Linked DNA regions of Homo sapiens: region 1 is linked to region 2. The links are chromatin contacts, found by Hi-C or POLR2A ChIA-PET in ENCODE. All regions are on one chromosome and are shown on one strand. Each heading gives the region's core, a stretch centred on a gene start or an enhancer-like site at or near the end of the contact. The rest is flanking DNA. Distances are from core to core; before and after follow the strand shown. Region 1 overlaps GNG12-AS1 (GNG12, DIRAS3 and WLS antisense RNA 1). Region 2 has its middle 53 kb from the start of GADD45A.

The links. Hi-C counts contacts between places; a loop is a spot of excess contacts on that map. ChIA-PET counts read pairs that join two places held with the same protein, here RNA polymerase II (POLR2A).
Region 1: a map with no recorded cell type shows a loop between it and region 2 (1.9-fold over the local background). The contact joins two enhancer-like sites. A Hi-C loop is called at or near these places in 1 of 37 single-sample maps with no recorded cell type. POLR2A ChIA-PET finds 5 or more read pairs at or near these places in 1 of 52 experiments (BJ).

The regions. Positions count from the first base shown.
Region 1 is chr1:67,945,797-67,948,550 of GRCh38, reverse strand. The region is part of intron 1 of GNG12-AS1 (GNG12, DIRAS3 and WLS antisense RNA 1); the gene reads right to left. Among named protein-coding and RNA genes, the nearest start is that of DIRAS3, 100 kb to the left of the region's middle. Within about 2 kb of position 1,315, at least 5 of the 41 ENCODE cell types and tissues checked have a DNase peak (open chromatin) inside an H3K27ac peak, as active enhancers do.
Region 2 is chr1:67,630,556-67,633,255 of GRCh38, reverse strand. No RefSeq gene overlaps it. Among named protein-coding and RNA genes, the nearest start is that of GADD45A, 53 kb to the left of the region's middle. Within about 2 kb of position 1,340, at least 8 of the 41 ENCODE cell types and tissues checked have a DNase peak (open chromatin) inside an H3K27ac peak, as active enhancers do.

The DNA.
Region 1 (2,754 bases), core at 66-2,565, 320 kb before region 2:
AGGGGCCCTACTCTGGATTGCATGGGGGAAATGGAGAAAGGTCTTTCTGGGAGGTAAATTTTAAGCAGAGCCCTGAAGTATAAGAAAGACCCTTGAATGTGAAAAGTGGATGGTCCACTGATGCAGGCAGAGGAATTGGAGTGTGTAAGGACTCTGAGGCAATAGAAACTAGAAACATCTGGGAAAATGTGAGACAACTCACATGCCAGGAATGTAGAAAGCAAAGAAGGGAATGGACAAGAAAGAAGCTGCAAAGGTCAGCAGAGATACATAGACCGTGACAAGGAGTTTGGATTTTTTTCTGAATGCAGTGGAAAGGTTGAAGGATTGTAAGCAGAGGCAGTCCATAGTCTAATTTACATTCTAACAAGATCACTCTGGCTGGCATTGAGATAGACATATTATAAGTGGAGGAAGGACAAAGACAGTAGCAAGCAACTGGTGAGGAGGGTGTTAAAGTTAAGGCAAGAGATGCTGGTGGCCTCTTCCAGGTGATGGTGGAGGCGGGAGAACTACATGGTTTTGAGATATCCTGTATTTCAGTGGTGGAATCAGTAAGAATCGCTAGTGAATTGGATGGTAGTTGGAGTAAGGAAGAAAGGAATTCAAAATGGTACCTAGGCTTCTTACTTGAGCAAATAGATTGATGGTGGCACCTTTTTTGGAGATGCAAAAGACTGGAGGAATGAGGTTTGGCAGGAAAAAATCAAGGCTCACAGACAATGCAAAAATTAGTAACTTGCTTAAGGCCACATAGCTAAAGAATGAAAGAGCTTGAATTATAATCAATCCTGTGGCTCTATTTGTAAGTAAATCATTACAAATTTACCATGGTTCAATCTTGGCAAAAAGGAAAATAGATCCATTATGATTTAGAAGCAATTACACGAAGCTGCAGTCAAGCCTTTGCTCTTTTGGAAATAAACATAAGGGGAGAAAACAGGATAAGGATTGCTGTTGATGGACATTTCAGTTGATTTCATATCTTGGCTATTGTGAATAGTGCTGCAAGAGACATGAGGAGGCAGATATCTCTTCAATATGCTAGTTTCATTTCCTTTGGTTATTTACCCAGTAGTGAAACTGTTGGATCATATGGTAGTTCTCTTTAAGATTTAGAATAAAAGGAAGGAAAGAAAAAGTGGACTAGAATCACAGTGGGGCAAAGCCAGCTGTTTCCACAACACCCGTTGCTGTTCGCTACCCCCTGACGGGCTCATACTTCCTAGAGCCTGGGTACTGCATGCCAATGAGGCCACCCTCCCTACACAGCCCTGCTGGCGGCTGCAGCCTCCTGAGTCTGGGCCAAGCTGGTCTGAGTTGGTCCTCTCCTGGCTGTCAGGTTCCTACCCTCGGAAACCTCTCCATGCTCAGCCAATCGCCCTCCCCAGACATTTCTGCCACTAGAAGCCTCAGACACCCTATGATTATCGAAGAGAACCTATGGATGGCCTGAGAGGAGGTAGAGGTCTGTGGCTGTCCACACCTGCCCCCAGACATTACCTTACTGAGACAGAACATTTCCAGAAATGTTAGAGATTGGGAAACAAGTACCAAAATTCACAGAATTAAGGGCAGAACTGAAATAAAAACTTTTAATAGTATTACAATAATGGCTATAGTTTATGGACCACTCATTGATGCCAGATACAAAGCTTTAGTCACACTATCTCTATTAAGCCTCACAGGCACCCCAGGAAGCAGGTATGATTAGGATCCCCATTTTGAAGACAATGAAGGAGGCCAGGGAAATGAAGTCTCTGTCCCCATGTCACATAAGGAGTTGACAACAGACCCAGAATTCAAACCCAAGTCCAACTGAGTATAGAGCCCTGACACTCAGGTTTTGTCTTGTACTAAATTCCTGGCACCCCTGCACCTTGCTCACAGGTCTCAACCCTGATGGCAGCTATATATCACATACTGGAACTTGCCACTTGAATTAACTAGACACTCCCAGTGAAGGTAATTGTCAGTGGCTTTAAAAATCAGAAGCAAACATGAAAACAAGAGTTTCTCCAAAGGTTAATTAATTCAACTCAACCTATCAAATACTTCTTGAATATCAACTCAGTAATAGACACTGGTTTAATTCTGCAGGGAATGTGGGGGATAGCGGGAGGGGTAGACAAGACGCCAGAAAGAGGGAATAAAATAGGAAGGCATTTAGTCCTTATTCTCAAAGAGCTTTTTCTGTAGGTGAAAACATCCAGTGATCAGAACTGGACCTACACAAGTCTTTTAAATAACTTAGCTGGGGGAAAAAAAGTCAGATAAAAATATTATCCAAAATGAACGCAAGCCAGGCTGACATTTCACTGGGCTCAAGTGTCAGGGACAGCGATACATACCCCAGTCTCCCCGGCTCTGCTCTGCCTCACCATGGTAACCGCCAGGGCCCTCATCTGCCAGATGGTTTTTTTATATCCTCTGAGTGTAGCTGGGGAGGAGGAGAAAATGCATGACTGAATGGCTAAAGTACCCTCACTCTCTCTGCAGCCCAGCAGTCCTAGATATGTCTCTCAAAACGAATTCCCTTATAAGCAACACATCTTGAGGAAACTAATAACTCCCACTGTGTATCAGAAAATGACTGTCTTGAGCAGATACAGAGCAAATCCCAAGCATTCCAGCCTGTGGGACAGAGCTGCAATGGTGTATTAGTTCGCCAGGGCTGCTATGATAAAGTACCACAGACTGGGTACCTTAAACAACTGCAATTTCTTTTCCTATAGTTCTGGAGGCTGGAAAATC
Region 2 (2,700 bases), core at 91-2,590:
GAGATCCTCTCTCTGTGTGTACATGCCTCTCCTGACTTGCCCTTGCCCCAGGTCTTGTGCAGAGGACAGAGGGGACCCTCATCTTTCATGTCGCTTCCCAGCAAGCCCTTGTGTGTCCTGTGCCAATTGCAGCTGAAGATATTTCATTTCCTGATATTTGCCAAATCACCTTTTACCTAGTTCCTGATATTTATTCTGTCAAGATGGGGCACAGCCATGACCCGAGAGACCAGACAGACCCACACAGGCAAGACCGATTAGGCAAAGCCCAGTAAGATGCAACAAACCCCAGTGGCATGTCCCATGAGGGTTGGCAGACTGACAGTGTCACAGAGTCCAATAGCAAAGATCAAAATCAGCCCTGAGGGCGGCCTGAGTTTCCCCAGATCATCACCTGTATTCATCTTCACTATCCCTGTATCCATATGTCCGCTAAACCATTACAGAACACTTCTTTTTTAAAAGTTCACTTTCGAAATTAATTAAATAAAACTTTACATACTTATAGTCTATGAAAAATGACAACCACTTATCAAAATAAAAGAAAGAAGCTTTAAAAATAGATGTAACGATTAGGGTAGAAATCGTTTGTCGACTTTTCTTCTAAAACCGCAGCTCATTGCCACTGGGGCCTGCATCGCCTTGGCCTGGCTTGGGGCTGGAGTGTCTAGGCCTGACCAAGAGAGTCAGCCCTGCTTGTGGGTCCTGTTTCCACCACATGTGGTTGAGAGACTGCGGAGAGGTGACTGGAGCCTGCTTGGGCCTCATTTCCTTCCCTGTCAACTGGGGATAACAATAGCACCTGCCCCTCAGGGCTGCTACAAAGACTGGATGGAATATTGCAATGCAAGCACTCAGCATGAGGCTGTGCACATATTACACCCTTTGGCAGTGCTGTTCATTTTTCCAGAGTTTTCCCTGTAAGTGCCCTTGTGACTATCGATCACAATCTGTATTTGGGAAATGTGGTTTTTATAGGTAAGACCACAGTTCTATTTGAAATAGAAGGCTTCTAAGAAACGGTGAGAAAGGTGTAATTATAGTGTGAATATAGCTAAGGACGAGAAATAGTAAACTAGAACAATGGTCCATAGGGATCAATTAGCTAAAACAAAATGCTTCTTTATGAAGAGAGCCCAGGCCTGCCTCCACCAGAAGGCATTGGCCAGGTTCTTCCAGCACAGCTCATCACCTCAACAGCTCTTCAGAGAAACTTTAGGTTATTAACAGCACAGGCTAGAGGCAAATCAGGTCTGTTTGAGTCCAGAGTCCAGAGTTCTCTGCCCCACCTGGCACAGCATCAGCCCTAGGTCAGGGATTCCCAGGTGCAGCCAGAGGTGTGGCTCTCCGCAGTCAGGACCCCTCCCAGCCAGACAGAGAGTGCACTTTATGACAAGTTCCCAGGCTCTGCACAGCCACCTGCCTTTATTCTGCCATGGAATTTTCCCAGATGAAACATCCACTTCCTATACACCTAGTGCCTGCCGCCTTGACCTCCTCTCACTTAGATCCATTTCCTTGCCTTCTCAGTACCCAGCTTCCCTCTACACGCCCAGAGTTTATTCACAGTGTCCTTTCACCCTTCTTCCAGGACACTAATCTACCTTTCTCCTTTCCTCTCCTTCCCTTCCATCTTCTTCCCTCTCCTTTCCTATCTCTCATTTTCTTTCTTTCTCTCCCCTCCTTTCTTTCTTTCTTTCTTTTCTTTCTTTCTTTCTTTCTTTCTTTCTTTCTTTCTTTCTTTCTTTCTTTCTTTCTTTCTTTTCTTTCTTTCTTTCTTTCTTTCTTTCTCTTTCTTTCTTTTCTTTCTTTCTTCTTTTCTCTCTCTCTTTCTCTCTTTCTTCCTCTTTCTCATTCTTTCTTTCCCTTATTTCTTACTTTCTTCCTGCCTTTCTTTCTTTCTCCACAGGGTCTCACTCTGTCACTCAAACTGGAGTGCAGTGATGCAATCACGGCTCATTGCAACCTCAAACTCCTCAAGCAATGAGGCTCAAGCAATCTTCCTGCCTCAGCCTCCGAAGTCACTGGGATTACAGGAGTGAACCACTACAACTGATTTCTCTTTCTTTTCTTTCTATCTCATCCCACCTTCTCCTTCCCTCCCTCCATTCTTCCCTCCTCTCCTCTCCTTTCCTTCTTCATAAATGTTTATTGAGCTCTTCCTCATAGGCTAGGCATTATGCTAGGACTTACAGTGGTAATGGAATCCTTGTCCTTATGGGATTTTTAGTCAAAAATGGAAGACCAACACTAACAAATAATTACTCAAATAATTAAATTATACCAGCCACAATACTGTAAATAAGAGATCTAAGTGGGCCATATTCTACAGAACTCACTGGACACTTTCCACATCTGATTGTCTTATTGCATGTACCACATTGTGAATACCTCAAAGAGCAGGGAGTATGGCTGCTTTGCATTGTGTCTCCAGTGTCTAGTACAGAGCCTGGCATATACATAGTGTGCTCTCAATCATTATTTGTGACATAAACAAATAAGACACTTTAAAATATAACTAGTGTTAGTGCTAATATGACCTGGGAGTCATGAGGGGAAGTCAGAGGTGGCAAATCTCCTCTTTCTTCATCTCACCTTTCCCCCTTCCTACCAACAGCCAAATAGATGCCAAAGGTGTGACGTGTCATGGAATGGATGAAGGCCAAGTGTTATCCTAGATTCTCTGCCCTTAGCTCTCCC